2 separate regions of the Mus musculus genome follow, and region 1 is linked to region 2. A link is a loop called in an ENCODE intact Hi-C map of the cell type or tissue named here. Cell type or tissue: heart. All regions are shown on one strand. Links, peaks and the distances in the headings refer to the core of each region. The heading gives the core; the rest is flanking DNA. Region 1 overlaps Stard13 (StAR-related lipid transfer (START) domain containing 13). Region 2 overlaps Stard13 (StAR-related lipid transfer (START) domain containing 13).

Region 1 (11,481 bases), core at 1,536-9,535, 79 kb after region 2:
CCTCTTGGAGAAAGTCATCCAGCTGACTGGGACTGAGTCAAGAACCAGGGTGTTTGTAAACATCCCTTGAATGGAAACACATGTGCCTTTTGGGTAAATGCCCCTAAATGGAGTTGCAAGCCCTTGCTTGTTGTGGCTAGCAAGAAGCAAGTTTCTGAGTCAAGGGGTCCCTCCTACACCAGGGCCGTGTGCTGGAAATCTGGCTGCACAGCTGTGTATTCCAGGCTAAGAGGAAGCAGAGGAAATAGGGGGGTTCCTGCTGCCTACCCTGTATGGCACCTCACTCCAACGCTGTCTATGTTCTTGTCAAAAGACCTTGGGAGGGCTGGAGAGATGGCTCAGCCCTTAAGAACACTAGCTAGTTGCTCTTCCAGAGGTCCTGAGTTCAATTCCCAGGAACCACATGTTGGGTCACAACCATCTGTAATGGGATCTGATGATCTCTTCTGGTGTTTCTGAAGACAACGACAACATACTCACATATAATATAAAATAAATAAATAAATCTTAAAAAAAAAAAAAGATGTTGGGAAGCTCCACATCTACTTTTATCAGAACTCAAAATGTGTCTGTCTTGCTCCTCATCTGAAGGGCTACTCTCATCTAGAATAAGAGAATTTTCTGACCGATACCTCTCTACTGTTACAACGTACAAAGCACATATACTACTCACCACTGAGGATGGGTGCCTCCAGCTCTCGACAACAGCCAGTTCACAAGGACATATGCTGCTACCCAGTATCTTTGCACAGTGCTGTTTCAGATTTTAAAGTACTTGTATATGTTTTTCATGAGATATCCTGTGTATGGGACCCAAGTCTAAATACAAATTTCATTTATGTCTCATATACTCATCATACCCGTGGCCTCTATTTTTTATGTAATCCTTCTGATAGTTTTGTGCTGGAGACAAAGTTTCACGGTGTGGAACTTTCTATCAGTGGCACTGAAGAGCGTTTAGATTTTGGATGTCTGAATTACAGATGTTAAACTGCTGCTATCTAAAAGCAAGATATGGGAACATTGAGGGATAGAAAGAGAGCAGAGAGGGCTGAAGAGAGACAGCGACTCTGGTGGGGAACAGGAGAACCCAGAAGTCATTTATGCTTGATGGAGAAGGATGGACCAGAAGGAGGGGCTGGGGCGAAGTCACAGGAAGCAAGGCAAGTCCTGTGACTCTGGACAAGTGACTTGTGATCTCTGTGAGTGGGATAACAACAGTGGCCCTGGAAGGGCTGTCGCACATGATAAGTAGGCTATTATACAGAAAGTGCTCACAACAGAGCTTGGCTAACACTTCCAATACCTGCTGTTTGTCACACCACTAGCAGCATCTTGAAAACATTACTTAGGACCAAAAAGACTGAATTGGATTCAAGCTATATTTTTTTTTTTTACAAACCTAAGAATTTTCTATAGGAACAGCTGATTGCAGTGCTTGCCGGTAACTATCTTTAAATGTCTGAACACCTGCAATCTCAAGTTACGTTAGTCTCACTTAGGATACAGGGCACATCTAACCAAGGGTTCCAAGTTGGCAACTCATTCTATAGTTGGAAATCTGTACTCGATAGGAGGGTGTTGCCAGTATTGCTGTTACCATCTCTCTATAAACAGCTCCCCCTCCCCCTTTCTCCCTCCCCCATACACCCAGATTCAGAGCTTCAGAAATGGATTTTGATGGGCAGAAAGCTTGACTACTAAGAGTGTGCTGAGTAGAACTGGAGTATTCAGATTATTGACTAGCTAAAAATACTGCAGTGTAGTGGGTTGGCCTAATGCTGCTTGTATTCTAATGCTAATTTTGGGCCCCCAAAGACCAGTGAGTCTGCATGCATGTAGGCACTGAGTAACCTTGCCCCCAAGTCATTTCTAATTGGTAAATAAAGATGCCAACAGCCAATATCTGGGCAGAAGAGACACTGGTGGGGTTTAGGATACACGGGTTTGGTAGCAGAGGAGATGACAAGGAGAAACCTCAATTGGTTAAGAGGAGGAAGAAGAAGCCACCATGGGTTAGGTGAGCCACAAAAACATAGCCCTGAGGACTGGCTGGAAGGAGTTAAGAGCAGCCCAGATGAAACAGTAAATAATAAGTATAACTCAAGGGTTATCGATAGGGAAATGGATTCTAACAACATGGAGGGTAGGCAGCCGCCTGGCTAGTGTGCTGTTTAAGGCTTATTGTAAGTATAAAGGCTGTGTGTGTCTTTCATCCGGGAACTTAAATACCAAAGGTGGGGTAGAAACCCCTGGCTGGCATTAAATAATTCTACACACTGCAATGTGAAAGTCCAGGGAAGTCTTTGCCTGTTTGATGGTCACCATCATGACTTTGTCTAAATCTAATGGTCTTTGCCCAGCCCTGAGGTCCAAGGGACTCTGCTTGCTTGAGATCCTGTCTACCAGGGTAATAGAATCTGCTGCTGGGATCTCGGCGTTGGCCTCCAGCTGTGGTTGAAACATCTAAAAGGAAAGCAAACAGCTGGGGCATCTTTAAGTCTGCACACAGTTCATAGGAACTGATTTGGTATGTGTTTATTTATGAATTTACCAGTGCTGGTGATCAAGCCCAGGACCTCACATGGCCCGATAATGAGCTATAACAGTCCCGGTTGCTTAAGTACTGCCTGAATCAGCCCACGGTGGTAGCTCATGGGAAACCGAGGTGGGGTTGCTACAGGTTCCAGACCAGCAAGGCTACAAAGTGAGTTTCAGGGCAGCCTGGGCTACAAAGAGAGCTCTAGACTAGCCTGCGCTATAGAGTAAGATCCTGTGTCAAGTAAACAAGTGAAGTCATTGTATGTGTGGAGGGATTTGGACCTGTTGGGTATCTGTATGATTTGGTTGTGAGGTTTCCAAGGGAGTAGCTGACCCTTACCACTTCTTCATGGCCAACTGTGTGAGACCAGGTTGGTCACTTTAGTTCATTACTAGACAGAAGGGACATGAAACCCACGTGATATTGAAGAAAGCCAGGAAAAGTTCCATTTTGCTTGACCAGAGAGCCCAAAGAGGTGATGTTAATTTTGATCACAATTAGATTTTTAGATGCTAAGTAATTAATGAATTAGAAATAAAACAAATGCTAGAAATATAACACACATCTCTGTTATAGTCTATGGGTATAATTAAATGTAAAGATATATAGTTCTCCTATAGGATGGAGTGTTCATTTTTAATGAGTTATTTTTTATCTTCAAAGAACATCAGGCACATTTAAAAAACTGACAAAACAATATTTGAAATATTTCTTTAGAATGTCTTAAAATGAAAATAATACATTCAATGTTCAAAATTTTAAAATAACACTCATTTTAAATTCTCAATACCTCGGAATACAGACTAAAAATTTAACAGACCATTTTTATTATTTACAACTACTAGTTGCATGATTTCCCCCAAACGAATTTGGTATGCCTTGAATTTGTTACACATAAACACACAGCTGAGTCTTGATATCCCATATAAACACACATATTTTATGCATGTAAAATATATACGTATATACACATTCACACATATATAACCATGTTATATGCCTATCAGAGAATTCTTTCCCACCTAAATGAGATCTGGTTGTTGTTTTTTTGTTTTTGTTTTTGTTTTTGTTTTTGTGTTTTTGTTTTTATTGTTCTCAGCCTTATTCTGTTTTTTGAACAATGTATCTCCGAGTTTTTCAGATAAACAAATAAGCGAGCTCACAGCTTAGATCTGTGGATACTAAGCACCTACCCTAGTCTGAAGTGTGGGTCTTGGAAATCCAGGCCAAGGAGGTAGTGTTGCTCCCGAATGCCATTAGAAACAGGCCTGTGCCTCTGTGGAGTGGTATCCCACCCAAAGCTGGTAATTTAACACTTGTGCTGTTCTCCAGTTGACCCATCTCCTAGTGGGTCAGACAGTGACTGAGGGAGTACTCAGACGCATACACAAGCACCCGTCTGTTCATTTACTCTCCATATGTGACATGCTGTCTTCTACTGTCACAAGTCCTGTTTACGGTCATGGAGGCCAAGAGCTGTGACGACTGAAAGCTGGGGTGTGCCAGAGGCCGGCACCCCATGATCGTTTACCTAGGCCCTGCAGGAACAGCGGGCTGGTGGGAATGTGCACAGGTGGCGCCTGGGGGACTTCCCATACTCTCCAGGATCTTGAAAGCTATCTTCAGGTCGCAGCTTGTGGTTCTTAGGGTCGCAGAACCAGGTGAGGTGTGTTACCAGACACACTTCGGTAGCATGCCATGCATGTCACGGAACGTTCAAAACCAAGCAAAGCCACGCCAACAGAGTGCTCCAAAGACCAGCTCCCTAGATCCCACGGTCAGTGTTTTACCTTCCTCAACTCATAAAACAAGCTTTCCCATCCTTCCCATTACTAAATTTCTTTCTTTCTCAATGCTGTTTTGTGTCTCTGCAGGACGTTCCATTGGACACATATGTCTTCTATTATAATATATGTGTAAAAGTCCACAAACTACACAGTGTAAGCTGGCTTAGAGTACCCAGAAAGAAAGGGGGCGACATGTTGAAAATAATCTTGTCAGCAAAATATCAACTGCTTTGGGTAGTGGTACAGTGTCTTAGGTTTCTGTTGCTGAGATAAAAGGCTATGACCAAAAGCAATCCGGGGAGGAGAGTGTCTATTTCACCTTATAGCTTGTAAGTCCATTACTGAGGGAAGCCAGGGCAAGAACCTAGAGGCAGGAACTTGATCAGAGGCCATGGGAAAATGCGGCCCACTGGCTTGTTCCCCATGACTTGCTTAGAATATTTTCCCACACAACTCAGGACCTCTTGCCTTGGTGTCATTCTGTCCACAGTGGGCTAGGCCCTCCTACATCAGTCATCGATCATGAAAACACACCACAGACAAATCTAGTGGCAGCATTTTCTCAACTATTATTTCCTTCCCTCCAAACGACTCTAGCTTGAATCAACTAAACTAACTAGTATATATGGAAAGTCAGAAAATGAAACTCTGTGGTACACGAATGACTTCATGGGGTTGAAGAGATGGCTCAACAGTTAAAAGCACAGGCTGCTCTTCCAGAAGACCTTAGTTCAGTTCCTAGTACCCACACCGTGGTTCAAAACCATCTATAACTTCAGTTTCGGGGGGGGGGGGGTGTCCAACGCCCTCTTCTGGCCTCCTCAGACACTGCATGCATATAATATAGAAACATACATACATATATACATACAGGCAGCCAAACATTCACATACATGAAATTAATATAAAAAGTTTTTCCATTTCAAAAGACCCTAAAGTATATATAATGATTAAAAACAAACAAACAAACAAACACACAGAATCTGTCCATCAAGTCAGCTTTTCTCGTACACATCTAGTGCTTCGTGGAGCTGGCTTTTCGTTTCTTTTAGGTGCCTCGTAGTGGGGAGTGCACTTGGAGCTCTGGCATTCAGCCATGCAAAACAGGGAAAGTCCACGGCGAGGCAGAAAGTGTAAATTCCCTGCCTGGGCAAGCCAGTCTCATGTGTTTAAGGCAAAGACAGGATCAACCCCTCCTGGAACCTGCACCCTTCCCTTCATGTACAATCACCCCGGTTCTAACTCTGTCTACTCCTCTCCTCCCTTACTCTCTAGTGACCCAGGACTTGTAAGAATTGAATTTTATATCCCTTCAAGATTTTAATAGGGATATCCTTTATCTTGGGCAGAGAAAGACAAATTCTGCTATCACCTCAAGCACAGGGCCTGCTTTAGCTAACATGCCAATGAAGGTTCAGTTAAGAAAGAACAAAGCCTCTGGTCACATGGTTCAGGGTGCTCCCTGGGCAAGCTGGGCCCTTTCCATTGCTGGGAACACTGACTGACTTATTGCTTCACCACTAGAGAGCCTTTGACTTTTGACTTCTGGTTGAGGGTTAGGCTCAAGCACTGGGTTGTGTAAAGAAGTTTCTAGATTTTTTTTAAAAATCTACTTTTAAATTTAGAGAAGCCTGCAGATTCCGTAGAAGATTCTGAAAATCAAGCAAGCATCTCTCACAAACAAACAAACAAGCAAACAAAAAAAAAAAAAGCACATTCCTCATGTGGCAGTTTATATGTAGCTGCTTTCTAACAATAGCGCTCTCCGATTTGATTGAAACCAACTTGAAAATCAAAGCTGAAGGCATGTACATACAGCAGATCTAGGAATCCCAGGCTCCTGAAACTTGTGTTTCTTATTTAGCTGTGAAGCGTGGGTGGCCATGAGCGTTCCTGGCAGCTATAAGGCATTTGCTAATGTATTTGACTTTAGTGTTGTTAATCACACTTATCAACACAGGCAAGCTGTGCTGGCCACAAAAGATTAGCTTCTCTCCTGTAATGCCCTAGTAGTTCAAAGGCAGAACATCAGCGCTGAGTGACAGAAGCATCTGCGTGCTCCCACGACCCTCCAGTGACTTCAGAACATACCACAAGCTTTAGCTTTTTTCTTTTCCATAACTTTGCACACACTCTTTCCTTCTGCTATAATGGCTAAGGCCGCAGAGCTTGAAAGCTTAAAAAATGAGTTGTGTTTCTGAACACCTCAGAGAGTTTGAGTTCCAAGGTGGTCCCCACTGTCAGGAGCCAGAGATCCGCTCAGAGAAGTAGGAGCCTCCAGCAGGGTAGAGCCTTGTTTGCAGGGGAACAAGATCACTGTAAAGCCTTTTTTTTATGAAGCATTGGGTTTTTTGACTGTAGACTTTTCCCTTGAGACACACAGGCTATTGCTTCTTGCAAATCAGTACTGTTTATAATGACTTAAAAACACTTTGCCCAGCTCAGAGGAGAGCAGGCAGGGAATACAGTCACAGAGCGAGTGTTCTGGAGAAAGAGAAAAGACACTCAGCACGGCACCTGCAGATCTGGCCACCTGAGTCTTGCTTTCATGGAAGGACTCCTGGGTTCATGGCATGACCTGCTTGTCCCAGCCTGGCTTACCTTCACTAGACATGGTTTAGATCAGAATTCTCAAAGATCAGTATAGTAGAGGTTTTGTCTGTGCTGGTAGGATGCTTGGGAGATGATGGGACTCTTGAGAGGTGCAGCCTAGTTGGAGGATGTTACACAATTGTGGACACATCCTTGAGGGAGACTCCTTTTTCTCTTTTGGGCCTCCCATGTGTCATGAGGAGAGCAGTTTGCCCCAAAACCAATGTATCTGCACTTTGTAAGCCAGCAATGAAAGACATTGTTATACACGCTGGAATTAGAGCTGGAGAAATGGCTCAGCAGTTAAGAGCTACTCTTGCAAAGAACCTGAGTTCAGTTCCCAGTGCCCACATGGTAACTCAACCATCTGTAACTCTGATTCCATGGGATCTGACTCCCTCTTCTGGTCCCCCTGAGCACCACATGCACATTATGCACAGACATACACATGAATAAAATAAAAAATGAAATCTTTACAAGAACACGGAGGAGAGGGTTTCCTGTATTTTGCTGCAACTAATAAAAACTTTAAGTATTTCAAGACGGAAACCAGAGACCAGACCCTTCTGAGTCTCAGACCGTCAGCTCCACATGAGCACCTTGTTTATGTTCAGGGAGCACTAACAGATGCAGAACATTTCCAGGGCATCTTCTGCTGCCCTTTTCTGGTCCCACTTCTGTTCATTTCTATGGTGTTCCTGTTTTCCTTCGTCTTCATAGATCTGTATTACAGATAAAGAAGGGAGAAGGCAGCCATCTGTGCTGTCTCCATACATATAAATAGCAAGGCCCTAAAAATTCTCAGCCCATTGAAATTCTTAGCAACCAGCAAAATGTTCTGCACTCTTCTTTGGTAATGGATAATATCACAGGGAAAACGCCTTTGGTACTCTAAAAAACAAAACAAAACAAAAAACAAACAAACAAACAAACAAACAAACAAAGAAACCCCCCCCCACACAGCCCCTGTTCTATCTGCTATAATTTGTTCCTTGTTCCCAGGCCCAGTCTTCCTAAGACAGGATTAATTTCATGTTGGTCACTGGCCTGTGAAACACTGATAAATTAAATGATTGGTAAATATAATAACTTTCATAGGAAACAGGGGAAAGGAAACCATTTTCTTCTTGGGATTACTAGAGAATCTCATTTCTGAAAACAGGCTGTAGATTAATTAAGTTCAGATCTGATAGCTTATAAAAAAAAAAAAAAAAAAAAAAAAAAAACCCTTGGTGGAAGTCATCCAGCTCGTCCTTGATTACACAGCACTTACTGGCAGCATTGAGAGTCTGGAGCGAGATATTAAGTTATCTGAGGACAGAAGTTCAGAAAGTGCCTGGCAACATTGAGCTCTGACCCTGCCTTCTCGGCTGTGATGTTTCACATTGCTATCATACAGCAAAGGTGAAGACAGCCCAGACATTTCAGGAGCTCGTCTGTGGTACATGTCTTTCAAGCTTCCATCTAGAAAAGTTAACAGTGTAGTTCTCGGTCTCCTCACTTATGCTTACATCTGGCCTTCACAAGTATGGGCAATGTTCCTTGTGTATTCCCTACAAAGGGGGGTAGCGGTAATGCTTTCGTCATATAAGTTGGAGTGAACGAGTTCACACATCTAAGCACTTAGAGAGTGCCTGGGGATATCAGATAGTGATTAGATGTGCACCAGTAATTTTCTTAAAGTTAAACATTTTATAGATTTAAAGTTTGCTCAGTGATGTCTATAGAGACAGTTGAGCCAAAGTGTGCCCCCCCCATAGGCTTGGTTGACCCCACCATATTTCTCTGGGGAAATATGATTGTGTGATCCAAAGTCTATTTGAGTTCCTGGTAGGGAGAAACATTAATGGTTATATACGATAACATATATAGTCCTAAAGCGGAGGATGTTGGTTGACCAGTTGTCTGAATGTAACCTAGACACCATGGATGGAAACAAAGATGAATAATATTGTTTGCTCATGGGGTGGAGATAATGCTTTAGGTTTTCTAGGTTTTGCAGATGCCATCATATTTTTTCCCTCTGACTTAGATCTTGGAAACAGTTCTATCTTTTTATATTTTCTATTATGACAGGCCAAGTTATGGTTCAGTAACAAATTAGTCCCAAATCTTAGCAGCTAACACAATGAGAGCATACTTCTCCGTATGTTCACCAAAGACTGGCGGTAGAACATGGCCCATCTTAGTCCTTCATAGTGTCATCAAACTTGGGAGGGAGGAGGAGCATTGGGGTTTGCAAGCTGTGCCCCAAGACAGGTTCAGCCACCTGTTCTCAGTAAGCCAATTAAAAAAAGAAAGGAGGAGGAGGAGGAGGAGGAGAAAGAGAGAGAGACAGAGAGACAGAGAAAGACTTATTCAATGTAGCCATATTGGAAAGCATGACAAAGAAATTCAGAGAATTCCCCAAATCCATTCTAAAGTGAAATTACAGTTTAAATGGAGGCCAAGGATAAACACATCTAATCAAGGTGTGGTCCCATCCCCCATTGACCCATCCTTGTCTGGGCTCTAGTCTCATCTGTTTCAGGAAAGTAAGTTCCCTCTGGCAGGGGCCTTTTTCTTCTTCCATCAGGAGATTCCTGGGGAAATTCCCATTTGTTTTGGATTCCATTTTTTCAATAGACAGATAGAATGAGAGATGCAAGTATCTCTTTAGACTGTCTTCATTCCTTCCAGGCTGACTACAGTTGTGGAAACAGACTTCATCGTAGTAGCCTCGGTAACAATGAGAATGGAACACAGCAGTTATACACAAGCTCTTAGATCTCTGGATGAGAACTCACTCACTTCTATTTTTAACAGTCAGAGTCGCAGGGCCATCCCAAAACCAATCTTGCCACAGTCCAAGGAAAGTTGTAGTAGAGCCAGCTTGACTATAACTGCTCCTTCAGGAAATAATAGTACCACAGACTGTAATACAGTGTATATAAAATATAAAGAACCATCCTGTCTGTCCATTTCTTTTAAACCTGTCTTTCTGAGTTAAGTGTAAAGATGTAGTTTATTGGACTTTTGATTTTTTTGGGTAGACAGCTACTCAAGTTATTTGTTCTCCAAATTTCATTTGTTCAATACTTGGCCCCCAGAGTAGCAGTGTTGGGTGGTGAAAGGAGTGGGGGCTGAAGGGGTAGATTAATCCACCAATGAGCCAGTGGGTTAACTGGCTGTGAGACCCTTGCCAGAATTACACCATGCTGACTGCCCAGATCAGTCTTCCAGCCATCAGAGCTATGAGAAAAGACATTAAAGGGCTGGTGAGATGTCTGTGTGGTTAAGAGCACTGGCTGCTCTTACAGAGGACCTGGGTTCAGTTCCCAGCATCCATATGGTAGCTCACAACCATCTTTAATTCTAGTTCTAAGAGATCTGACACCTTCTTCTGGGCTCCCCAGATACTAGGCACACGCACGCGCGCGCCCGCCCACACACACACACACACACACACACACACACACACACACACACACGGTACACAGGCTTCCATGCAGGTAAACATACAGACACATACAATTGAAATAAATAAAAGAGAGGATGGCTTCTGATGCATATGGGATGCCAGCATTCCATTATTCAAACAACTTTATCAACAGCAGAGTTGCTTGACATCTTATTCTTGCCTGATGCTAAGGAAGAACACTTCATTTTAAGTTTCAGATAAGCTTTCAATCAATCACAACCACCATCAAACAGTTAACGTGAGCCTTTAATCTCATTTTAAGTTTGAAGTAGCCATGGAGGAAGGAGGCAAGCAGAGGAAGTGAGGATGCTGTAGGTGGACTTCCACCCTGAACATGAGATGTGTGGGCTACAGAGAAGGTACAGAGTTTAAGAGCACTGGCTGCTTTCCCTGAAGACTTGGGCATTTTCTTTCAAACGATGCTCTTCCAGAGGACCTGAGTTCAGTTTCCAGTGCCCACCGGACAACTGCTTTTAACTTCAGTTCCAAGAGACCCCATGCCCTCTTCTGGCCTCCAAGGATACCTGAGCGCATGCACAGACACACAGACACACAGACGTGAAAAAGATGAGATGCAACACCTTACCCTGACCGTTTACCAAGGATAAGCACCCCATGGGATAGCAGTCAACTTCAAAGAAACCTTCACTAAATGCCCGGGTACAGAGGACATTGCAAACATCATCACTTGTCAGAATATAGCCTAATGGGCCACATGAAGTCCAAGACCCATCCTCAGAAAGAAACAGGCTCTTTATAAACTAACTTTATCATACAGTGAATAGGCAGCAGTGGTGCAGAATCCACTACTCTGTGTGTGTGTTAGAATTGCCAGAGAGAGAGAGAGAGAGAGAGAGAGAGAGAGAGAGAGAAGGAAAAAAGAAAAAAAAAAGAAAGAAAAAAGAACATTTGATTTGGATGGGTAAGGATATGAAGGATTTTGCTGGGTGGGTTAAGTGGTGCAAGGGTGGAGTTACTCAAGCAAAGGAAACATAAAAGCGAGGCACAGAAGCATGAAGAGGCAAGGGAGCCCTCATGGAAAATCACTGTATGTGGGGTGGGGGGTGGGGGTGGGGAGTGGGATTCAGGCGTCGGGGAAG
Region 2 (11,481 bases), core at 2,264-10,263:
ACGGCCCCTCCCACTGCTCCAGAGATGAACCATCTCAGCTTATACTAACAGCTCTGTCCCTATCTTATCCTCTCCTGTCCTCTGTTCCTCTTTCCATTGCCTACTCAAGAGGCAGTGTAAACCAGTTTTGGCGGGTGAGACCAGGGAGTTGTTGAGGGGCCCATGTTCTCCATAAGAAGAGATGCATGCCCCAGGAGACACCTGAGCTCTCTCTTCTAGCTTCTGAGTGTGACCTTATGAAGATATGATAATTGTGTAGGTAGCAGCAATGTGCACCTCATCACAATCTGACTTCAAGATCGTCAAAGACACCAGAGGCTGGTGTCCTAGCAACTCTGAGCTGTAGATTTACCCAACACTGGAATGGTTTAATTTCAATTCTTTTCTGTCATGTGTAGTAATAAAATATTATCATTAAATAACTACATTTGTGTGTATGGAGGTTGGTTCTGCTTCGGGCATTAAGTCTTTCAATACCCAATGATTTATTGATTGATTTATTTACTTTTGGTTTTTTGAGATAGGGTTTCTCTGTGTAGCCCTGGCTGTCCTGGAACTCACTTTGTAGACCAGGCTCGCCTCGAACTCAGAAATTCGCCTGCCTCTGCCTCCCGAGTGCTGGGATTAAAGGCATGCACCACCACGCCTGGCTACCAATGAATTATTTATAATTACTTAATAGTTATCTAACTATTAATGCCACTTTTGTGTTACCACAGCCTCCTAGTTTATCTGTGTTCTCTGGTGCAGTGTTACACACTTAGCGTTCATATCCAGCTGTCTTTTCCTCCCACCAAGTTCCCCTTGCTCATCCCAGCCTTCTTAGATCTGTCCTCGTAACCCTTGTTACGTTCCTGTATCCTAGTCATTTATGGTCCTGTCTCATCCACCCCTAGTCTAAGATCCCTAAGAACAGACAGTGGGTGTCACATAGTCTAAGCTTGCAGCACCTAGCACAGCCCCGCTCTGTTAAGGTTTGTGCAGATAAAATGAAGTCCTGCTTTGATCTGGCTTCTTGGTTGTATGTTTAGGCAAGAGCCAAAAAGGTATTTGTGTCTTGGAAATAACTTGGCTTTAGCCATATATAGTGTCAGCTTAAATGTAAGCATTCATATCCACTGGAAAACAGAGCTTCTCTCTCTCAGCAGCACCACTGAAGACATTCTTTGGGGCTCTAGGATCCACTATCATTAATTCAGCTTAGTCTATTCACTCTGACAAAATCATATTCATTTAGTGTGTCAGCCCTTTATTCTGTTTTCACAGGTAGCACTTAAAGCACTCTCTGAATTTGTACTATTATACACTTCTTAAACACATTTGGTACAGAGTCTCTACAGTAGGGGTCTTCAGACTGGATCAATTCCATCTCATGGCCCCGTTGAGCCATATTTTGATGCAAAAATCAAAGTCTGTGGACTGGAGTAATTCCCCCCTAAGAACTGATACTTGGGCCATGAAGCTGATTGCCAATTTGTAATGACATCATTATCCCTTAGAAAAAAGACCTGCATGCTCATTCCTAACGTCTGCCTTTATAACTACATTTAGCAGAATGGGCTTTTAAATCAATTGCTCTTCTCATTACTACTTTAGCTATAGTGGCTTTCTGAAGAACTACTGATTTAACATCACTTAAAATCTTCCAGATGAAAATATGAGTTAGTCGAATGAAGGTGTGACCTTGATTTGATTTGCTTCATTTCGCTGGTTGAAATGTTGTATCTGCTTTCCTGCTCACTTTCAGCCTTATATTACATTTGAATCTGAATCTTCTATCAAATTTTGTATCAAATTGAATGTTTATCTTTCAAAAGAGTAAGGCAGGTTTAACACACACTCACACACTAAATTCTATTGGATCCTTTTATGCTTTAAATATATTAGAATAATTAGTGCACTGGAAATTAGCTTGAGATTATAAAAAAAGTAGGCATATATTAATATTGAGAAGGTATTTTCAGACACATAAAAAGAATGACACAGAGATGTCCATAGCAAACTGAGCAATGGATATTTCTGAAGAGGTAGATCTGTCACTTTTATACACTTCTTCACAGATTCATGGATTACTTGTATAATTAAAATTCCATCTTTTGCAGGGCTGGGGATGTGGCTCAGCAGCTAAATGTGTTGACTGTTTTCACAGAGGAGCATAGTTCAGTTCCCAGCTCCCCACATGGTGGCTCACAAACATGGGTAACTCTAGTTCCAATGCATCTGACATCCTCTTCTGGCTTCTCTGGGTACTGCATGCATGTGGTGCATATACACTCATGCAGACATAGTAAATGAATCTTTGAAATACTATCCTTTTGACAGCTGTTACACTGTTTTATTGGTACTTACACTGATAGATGTGGAGGAAGGTCTCGCTGAGCTTGTTGGTGAACAGGGGCTCAGGGAGGTCCCGGAAGAACTGCTTCACCATATCTGCCACGTCGTATGCAGACTGGTCTTCATAGCTCACATTGTCAGGGAAGTTCTCATTCATCTGACGGAGGGCATGGATTCGAGACTTCACTCCTGACTTGCGGAAAAGACCCACCTGCAATGAGCCACAGGGAAACGTCATAAGCTGGGTCTCCTTTTTCCTCACAACTTCTTGGGGTAGGAATTTTGGCTGTGAAGAGGTAGCCTGGGGCCAGGACTTGGGGAGCTGGGAGTCTATCCTAGCTCAATAATTCTGAATTTCTAGGATAGCTACTTTAGGTAACAGTCAAGTATTGGTTCCCTTTCATATCAAAGAGAGATGTGGATGATATCCCACCCCACAGAACTACAGTGGAAACTCTTGTGATAGCAGATGGTGTAATTTTATTTATTTATTTTTCAACAAGTATCCATAGAAAGCATTCTTATTCTAGGAGTCATTAGTGAGCAGAGAAGGGAAAAACTTCCCTGTCTTTTAACATTTGAACTTTCATGGGAGAATTTTGATATAGGTTTCCCTCTACCCCACTATGGGAGATTTAATCAAAATAATGTGTTTAGAGACTGGAAGTATCCCTTTGGGGAATGGCTCCTAAAACAAAATCGTATAAGCCTGTATTCTGAGCGTCTCATTTGATTTCCTTTCTTTGGAATATGTGGCACCTGCAATGTGTGTTTCTCACATTCTGCCGGAACTTTACATGATCAGTTGGGGAGGAACATGACTCCCTCCTGGGTGGCCTTTTATAGATAGTACCGTATGTGGGAAAATTTAAAAGAAATGTCCTGTGAGGGAAGAGAAGCTTCTATTTTTTAAAAAGTATGAAGAAGAAGACGCTTGGTAGAAATTCCAGTTCCTCCAGGGTCAGCACTTGAGGAAACACAAGTATGTGCTCGAGGTTGGATTTGTGCTCTGCTCATCAGCTGTACTGGTTTAAACCAGCCGGTGGCGTAAGAATGTGAGGCTGATCTCTTACTGACAGTGAGGCATGGGAACACTGTGCCCATTTCAGTGTAGCTGTAAATGCTCCAGCAGAAGTAACTTTCTTTCCTTGTCACCTTGCCTACTATGGAGTATGTGGCTATCTTATTGAGATCCCAGACCCTTTTCCTACACCCCATCCCAACCTCTCACTTTTAGCAGTTTGACTGCTTCCTAACAGAGCAATAAGGACCCAAAGAGGGATGAGTGAGTTGAACAATGAACGCGTAGGTTAGGTTCAGCACCTCTAGCGCCCTCTCACCCAGGACTTGCCCTATCCAAACCACAGCTGAGGTTTCCTGGGATCCTGGGCCTCAATATCAAGGCACCATGTTCTCGACACCCAGACTTTGAGTTTCTGCTCTCCACTCTCCTCGCTCCCCAGTGGCATACAGATTAGCTCACTTCTTTAAGAGCAAGGTGGAATGTTTCTGAGTAGCCAGACCAGTAATCAGTGGCCAGTGGTCATTTCTCTTTCTCATAGATACCCAGAGAAATACATGTGTATGGTTGCCATGCCCTGGTGTCTCTTGCTTGTTGCTATAGATGAAAGCAACCTTAACTTGGGAAAAAAAAAAGAGAAAAGAAAAAAAAAAAAAACTACAGGAACATGGGGAGAATTCCAAGCCATTAGAGGACAGTTGGAGTCTGTACATGTCAGCTGCATAGATCACAGGGGAAATTAAACACGGGTACATTCTGTGGTCATAAGAACAGAATTCTCAAGAAAAGCTCTTTGCATTCCTGGGCTTATCACTGAATTCCACAGATCAAGATATCCAGGCAGATTGCTACTTAATGTGTTAGTTACTTCATTCCAAGTCTGCAGTGTCTAGAAAATGCCACGTTTAGCTATATTTGGGTGATTCTCCACAACCAGTCTTAAGAACATTTATTTTCCCCGATCTGGCAAGTATTTCAAATTGCATCACAGTGCACAGGAAGAAAGTAGGCATTGTTAAAAGGACAGGAAAAGAGAAAGGAAGAAAGAAGTCAAGCTGCGAGGCAGGTGCTTATTGAAAGGGGATACAGCTTCAGTTTGTTTACATCCGTACTTCTGGAAGGAGGCTCCAGACTGTGTATACCTCAGAGCTGTGCTGCACTGGGTCACAGTGCCCCGAGGGTGTATTCTTAAGTGTGATTCACAACTATTTATGTCATTTGAAAGGAATTCTTCCCCCTTTCCCAACCCCCCCCCCCCCCCCAAGCAGAGGAGCATGGAAGAGAGTCTACAAAAGGGATGTTTTAGTTGTACTGCCCAGCCCACTCCGTTGGCCCACTGTGTCCTGTGGCTCTTTGTGAGTCTGTACATGTGTACATCCTGGATGGGCGCCTTCTTTGAATTGTTCAGATCTCAAGTTTCTTCTTTTGGAAAACACTGTGATCTTTATTATTTCAAATCTATCTGGGGCTTTCTAGCTGCAGGCTCTGAGCCTTCTGACTGAGCCGCCTGCAGGGGGTCAGGCCGGGTCATTGGGAAACTATTCATTCTGCTTCATTCTGACAGAAACCTCCTGTTCTACCCTCACCTTCCAGGAGAGGTGGGAAACAGCTCTGGGTTCTGTGGACTGTATTGGAAGCCTAGAAGGAAAGGGCTTTCCTAAGCTTGGTAAATACAAAATGATTTAAAAAAACCAGACCAGATTCTAGGTACAGAACCTAAGAATGGCCCAAGAAACGCAGTCTTCCAAGGGACAGCAGCGAGGTGATGAACAAACAAACTTAGGAGTTTCTGTTGTCTGACTCTTAGCTGCTTCTCCATGAATGAAGTGGGGAACCCCTGACCGGTTTAGGATTGGGTTTCTGAAGTGGCAGTCAGCAGTGACTGGGCACAGTAAGACAATAGTTCTAAAGATGTAGTAGTGTGGAGTCTAAGAGAGGCCATCTCTGAACTGTGAAAGACACTAATTGCCAATAGCCATTTCTTTGTAGCAAAGCTTCCAGTACATTTGCATGTTGGACCTAAGATACTTTGTTCTAAGAACAGAAAGTGTTTTGTTTGTTCTGATACTCATTGTGGTTGAGAGGTAACCTGGGTCTTTCAGTCTGTTTAATGCTCTGTTGTCAGAGTTGAGAGTCTCACACGTATATGAATGAGGACTGGCTGGAGCTTGCAGAGTGCCTGGGTTCAGCTCCCAGCACCCACATGGGAGCTCATGGCCTTCAGTAATTCCAGTTCTAGAGGGACTCTGATGCCCTCTTCTGGCCTGTGTGGACACCGGACATGCACTGTGGCGCACAGACACACTTGCAGGCAAAACACTCATGCACTTAAGATAAAAATGACTAAACCCTTTTGAAAAATGAAAGTAGAAATGAACAAGAAATCGTACTCTTTGATTTTATACTGGGTCCCAGAATTTACACCGCAGGCCTGCTCTTTACAATCTCCACTGCTCTCCTCAGGAGGCACAAGGTGCTTAGCCATGAAGAACCCTCTGCAGGAGCGCCCCCTGCAGGAGCACCTCTCTTGCCTGCGAGCTCCCCGCCGAATGACCAAAGGTTGAGTTTCAAGTGCTCCTTTGGGTTACTTCCACCCCTTTTTCCCTTTTGTTTTCGATCCCCAGCTACCTAAAAGCCTGGGCTCAAATAGCAGTTTCTGTGGAAGGTTCCAGATCATCCTTCATCCTGTCTCAGGTAGTCAGCCGACAAGGTGATGTGCAGGCGGCAGGTTACAGAACTCTTCCCCTGGAAATGAAGTGTCTTCCCAGAATTATTAGGCTTTTAAATCTTGCGGCTCCATTATAAGGAGTGGCTGGGCGAGAGTGCTGCATTAGAATTCAAATTTCATCTAAATAGTATTAAATCTCCTCCCTGGCATCCTGTTTATGCTAATCCTTGCAGGGCTTAATGATGTTTATCAAGACTTCCATTTCCTCTTCTTTAGAAATGGGCCTCAGCTAATGAAGAAAGGTTGGCTTTATTCAGAAAGCAAGAGTCATAAAGTAGTGTGTGCTATGGGCAGCGATTCTGCGCGTGCGCGGTGTTGGTTTAGCCTTTCACTGCAGGAGCTTCGTATTTATCAGTAGCCAGAGATAACCTGAGCTGCGGCGGTGCGTGGGTGATTTAAGACAGATGTGAAAGCTCACACAACAAAGCAAGGCTGGTCTCACAAGCCACCATGTCGAATACAAATGGCTGGCAATTGAAGGCTAAACCTCTTCACTTCATCTGCAGCCATCTGCGAGGGTGAAAATGGATATGCTGTACTTCTTCATACATAAACTGCAGTATGCTGGGGAGTGTGGGAAGTGAGTGCTGGCAATGTTTTAGGGTTCTGTGCTGCTGGCTGGCTTTGACAGCCTTCTGATGAGTGCTGATGTTCGAGTGTTTAGCCTTCAGGGAAGGGACCCCCACCTCCCACTCTGCTCAATGTCAGAGCTTCATGGAAGTCTTGGAAGATGGTTCCCATGGAATGTGGCTTACAGGAAGGATGTGTGGGGGTGGTGGTATTCCTGGTCTCCCACAATCCTGGGTTGAGAGTGCAAGGCCCTGTGCAGAAGTGAATTTCAATTCCAATGGGATACCCAGGGCAGAGAAAGGACTTCTGTTTCCCTTCCCCTTCCTGGCCCTGCCTCCTTCCCCTTCCTAGCCCCGCCTCCTGTTCTTTGTCTTTAGTTTGTGTTTGCTGTAGATCTCTAGGGTAGTCTTCCCCCACTACCGATTCTCCTGGCTTCCTGCTTCTCTAGTTTTCTTGTTGCCCGCTCTTCTGTCACCTCTTTGCCACACGGAGGCACTGTCTGTGTACTCCCCTATACGTGACATGCAAAGGGAAGGCCATACACAAGGCAGTAGCTATGTTCCTTTGGACAGCCCACAGCTGTTTCTGCTTCTTTTTTTTTTAATGACGCAAGAGAAGCACCAGTGCTTCCCCAGTCGGGCTATATGGCTTGTCAGTATCTATGTCCCTGTCAGGGACCTTTTCCTACAGAGCTCTGCACACATTTTTCCCACCACGGAACTCTTTGAGACTGATACAGGGAAGAAGATAGTCTAATGGGGCTGAAGAGGGTCGGTATGTCCACTCCCTTCTCTTCCTAGGACTTCATGTCTACAGTTTTGGCTGCAGAAGGGAGATGAGACCAATCAGAGGAGTGATTTAAGTACAGACATCACTATGAATCCATGGCGTGGGGTGGTGTTTTCTATCCAGGGGCACTGCAATTCACTTATTTATATCCAAACTAGTTCAAGAAAGAATAAGACTTGTAGTGATCTATAAAAGGTTAGTTGAAAGAGACCAGAAAGGGAAATTACAACAACAAATAAAAATTAAAAAGGATTAATAAGTTGGGAAGAGGGCCACAACTAAGGAATTTGTGCCCCGAAGAGGTATCTACATTTCCTATAGTGGAATATGCATTTGGCTTTGAGCTTTCAAGCAGGCACTACAGAGAGGAAAACACACCCAGTTAGATGAACTTGGAGTCTGCGATACAAAACACAGGCCAGCGGGCCAAAAGAAACATGGTTCTCAAGGACCAAAGCCAGGGGCAAGGGGGGTTCTTCCTCTCATTCTCACAGAAAGGGCGCTACATGACACAGTGGCCAATGTCATCAACAGGATCTTGACAGTGGGTTTATTAATGAGGGCTACAGAGGGTCAGCATCACACCAATGACGAAAAGCCCTTCTAACTGTGAGAAGTGAAGTTAGTTGTAGGAGATGCTGGTTCCCTGTGGGGACCAGGGTGTCGATGCTGCCTCCCTTGGGTGTGTGTGAGAGACATCGAGGCCAAGAGAACAGGATTTAGCATAGCTGTCTGAAACGAGTCTTCTCCGTTACTGCTGGTGACCTGGTCTCTCAGTAAAACACCTATAAAAGGCTAATTCTTATATACGTATGTGTATTCATGGTACAATTGCAACTGAAAGTAATTACATGTCAGCAACCAGATTCATTGACTTACCCTACCAAAATGCTACAATAAATGCCAGATGTTTTATGTAGAAAACAAAATCAGCCATCTACCCAAATATCCAAAATAGTAGCCCTGTAGCCATGAAAATATGAAGAAAATGTGTATCTGTATATTCTCTAGATAATAAAGGTCAAAGGAGGTCACTAGCCAGGTTTAACCAAAGACACCTGGGAATGGCGCTCAGTTCATGGAGGGGTCATCGTGATTTAAGTACCTGCTGTGTTTTGATATCTCTGCAAGTGTCAGGAGCCGAGATCTCTGAGTTCATGGAGCTTAGCCCCTTCTGGCCCATTGAGCCCACAGACAAGGGCAAATCAACAAACACAACTGAGAAGACCGATGTGTTGCCCCCCCCCCCCCAACTAGTGTGCTGAACAAAAGCTGGAAACGCGGCTGTGCCAGGGGGCAGTCTGTGGAGTGAGAGTGTGGTCCTTATTTTGGGACAGAGCACAGAAGAAAGGAATGGTTGGTAATAGGGAGGAGCTGTGTATATTATGGGATGGATCTCATTCGCACAGAGCCTACCATCATGATGGTTCTCAAACCATCCTGGAGGTACACAGTGATCTGAGTGTTTCCTTCCCTCGAGCTTCCCTGTCAGCTCTGAGGCCAGGGGCTCTGTGGGTTAGCTGACGGACCTTTTACATTTTACATGTGAATTAAAAAAAATGTGAACAAGTCTGTTTGGCATGTTGTGCTGCTTTGAGAAATTAATAAGGGGAGAAATAGAACTAAATTCATTTTCCCCCCAAAACAATGTAACTGATAAAATAACGCTGTGGAGTGAATAGTAGCACTGGAATAATAATTTAAAATACAGAGCCACCAATTGCTTACTTCCAGATTTCAAGGAAGTGTAAGTTAGACATTACAGATACAAAGTATCAACAGCAATTTCCTTTGACCAACCAGGGTGTCACTCAACTAGCTAAGGAGGAACATCATCAAAAGCTAGACAGGGACGTATCTGGGCCACATTAAATTGTGTCCTTAAAGATCTCTGTGCTGTGCTTGTTTATGCTTGGTTGGCTAGGCCTTGTACCAGACAGGCCCGACTCAGTCTGCCATCCCCTCACCCCAAGCCCGTGTTTGGGATTTACCACTCTACCTGATCCAGACAGTTGCTACGTAGATACCTCAGTGCTTGTTGGATGCTCTGAGGCAGGGGCTGTCCTGTTCTCTGAACGTGGACTATGAGCGGAACACCGAAGACAGCCTTGTCTCGGTAGTCAGGAGCTTTGATCCTCTTCATGAACTTTGGAACGGACCTGGAATTCACAGAAACCAGGTCATGCAAGGCCCCTGGGGCGCTCTGTGCAGACAGGCTGTGGAAGCAAGCGAGAGGGAGGCCAAGCTCCTGTTGGAACACTTCAGAGGCAAAGGCAGAATTCAACCTTTCCTACATCATTCATAGTCTGTGGCACTCTAGATGTGGCCCTTGCCTACGTGTCATTTCTGTTAAACACCATGATTCACGTTGGAAAACTGTCTTTGTGGCTCTCTGTTTTCAAGTTGGGGGTGGTGGGCAAGTTTTCAATTTAATTATGATTGAAACAGCTCTTGTGTAGCGAACACTTAAAACACCCCAGTTGGGGGAGGGAATAACAAAATCTATGCAAGATTTACCAGAGGAAGAACAAATTTGGTTGAGGTTGGCGTGTGGGGGTGTTGAGCCAGATTTTCTTGGCTGTGTCTTTAGTTTTCTAGAGCCAGATCTACATTTTAAAGGGAGTTTTAACACACTTACATATATTGATTTGACCGTACAATTTATAACCTTTGAAAACATTTTTATAAACACAACATTAATTCTTCTACACATATCATATGACACAACACTTTACGTTTTTCAAACCACACAATCATTTATCCAAAATAGGTCGGCATACAATGTTGACTCTATCGGGCCCTTAATTCCAAAGATTGTACTGCGTAATCTCATCTTTACTCGCCAATGAAAGCACAAATGTACTTGAAGAATCAGTGAGTCGATGCTGTCAGGGTGCATTCTGTGCCAGGCCACAAGGTACAAGTGACAGATGTTTCTTTACAAACTGCCAGCAATATTTTATGGCAGGTTTATTTCTGATTCCCCTGTTCACACAATTTATCACTCATTACTGGCCTCGTTTCTTTCTCAGAACCTGACTCCCTTCCCTGGAAACCAGCTGAGAGCTACAAATAAAGCCATGTTTCCTGTGTGCTTCATCAGCTCCCCCACTCCCCTCCCCTGCTGCCCAGAGGGCAGATGACAAGCAGAAGGCTCCATAGTTTCCAGGAGAGGGTAGTTCAGACAGTGCTCCGTTCTCCAGACACCAAAATATAAACACTGGCGGTCTTTTGCAACTGCGCACACTTAGCTCTGAACACATGACCCCCTGCAGACATGTTACGTACCAGGTCCAGCCGTGCTTGTTGGACATAGAGTACTTCTCCATGATGGCCGTAAGACGAAGTAGGGAGAAGCGCTGGAGCAGGTTCAGCTGGGCGGCCGTCTGGCTGCTGATGTGCGGGGTGGCTGGAGACGGCTGGGGCTGGTGTGAGAGCTGGAAGCTGCTCCACCTTAGTCGTCTGAAACAGATGATCAGGGCTACCAGTCACCTGGCGGATGGTAACTGGGAAGCTCAAGCTAGCCTTTAGGTAAGAATGGCTACTTTAGGAGTTTCTGAGCCAAGAAAAATCCCAGCACTAAATGAACAAAAAGGACAGAGCTGTGGACTTAGCAAGCTGTATAGACCCAGAATGGGGCACATCGACTGTTTCAACTTGGGATTTAAATAAGGGATATCAGTCAGTCATTCACACACACACACACACACACACACACACACACACACGAATGAGACATGTGAGAGAGATGGAGAGACAGAGAGATGGACTAGATAGTGAGACAAAGAGACAGAGACATAAAGCAGAGGGGGCATAGAAAAAGAGAGAGAGAGCAGAGGGAGAGGGAGGAAGGGAGAGGAGAGAGAAAGAGAGAGAGGAGAGGGAGGAGAGAGGGAGGAGAGGGAGGGGGAGGAAGGGAGGGGAGAAAGGGAGAAAGGGAGGGAGAGAGGGGAGGGAAAGCGAGAGGGAGGAAGGGAAAGGGGAGAGGGGGAGACAGAGAGAGAGAGAGCGTGAGAGATATTTTGAAACATTGAGG

Evidence for each region. Peaks named below come from ENCODE experiments on the same cell type or tissue, not always from the same donor. Only the 100,000 strongest peaks of a DNase experiment are listed, where the experiment ranks them.
Region 1: a loop joins it to region 2, with 2.4 times the contacts of the local background. A loop is called at or near these places in 8 of 42 quality-filtered maps.

Annotation. Positions count from the first base shown.
Region 1 is chr5:151,129,847-151,141,327 of GRCm38, forward strand. All of the region lies in intron 1 of Stard13 (StAR-related lipid transfer (START) domain containing 13), which reads right to left. Among named protein-coding and RNA genes, the nearest start is that of Stard13, 55 kb to the right of the region's middle. In heart, for the core only: CTCF peaks have their summits at 5,187 (motif pointing left) and 7,327 (motif pointing left); no DNase peak of the experiment used is centred there.
Region 2 is chr5:151,050,015-151,061,495 of GRCm38, forward strand. It overlaps Stard13 (StAR-related lipid transfer (START) domain containing 13), which reads right to left. Exons shown (of 14, transcript NM_146258.2): 6 at 10,734-10,907; 7 at 9,445-9,604; 8 at 2,350-2,548. Among named protein-coding and RNA genes, the nearest start is that of Kl, 100 kb to the left of the region's middle. In heart, for the core only: CTCF peaks have their summits at 5,861 (motif pointing left) and 7,145; DNase peaks (open chromatin) are centred at 7,017 and 7,907; H3K4me3 peaks cover 389 bases; H3K27ac peaks cover 1,226 bases.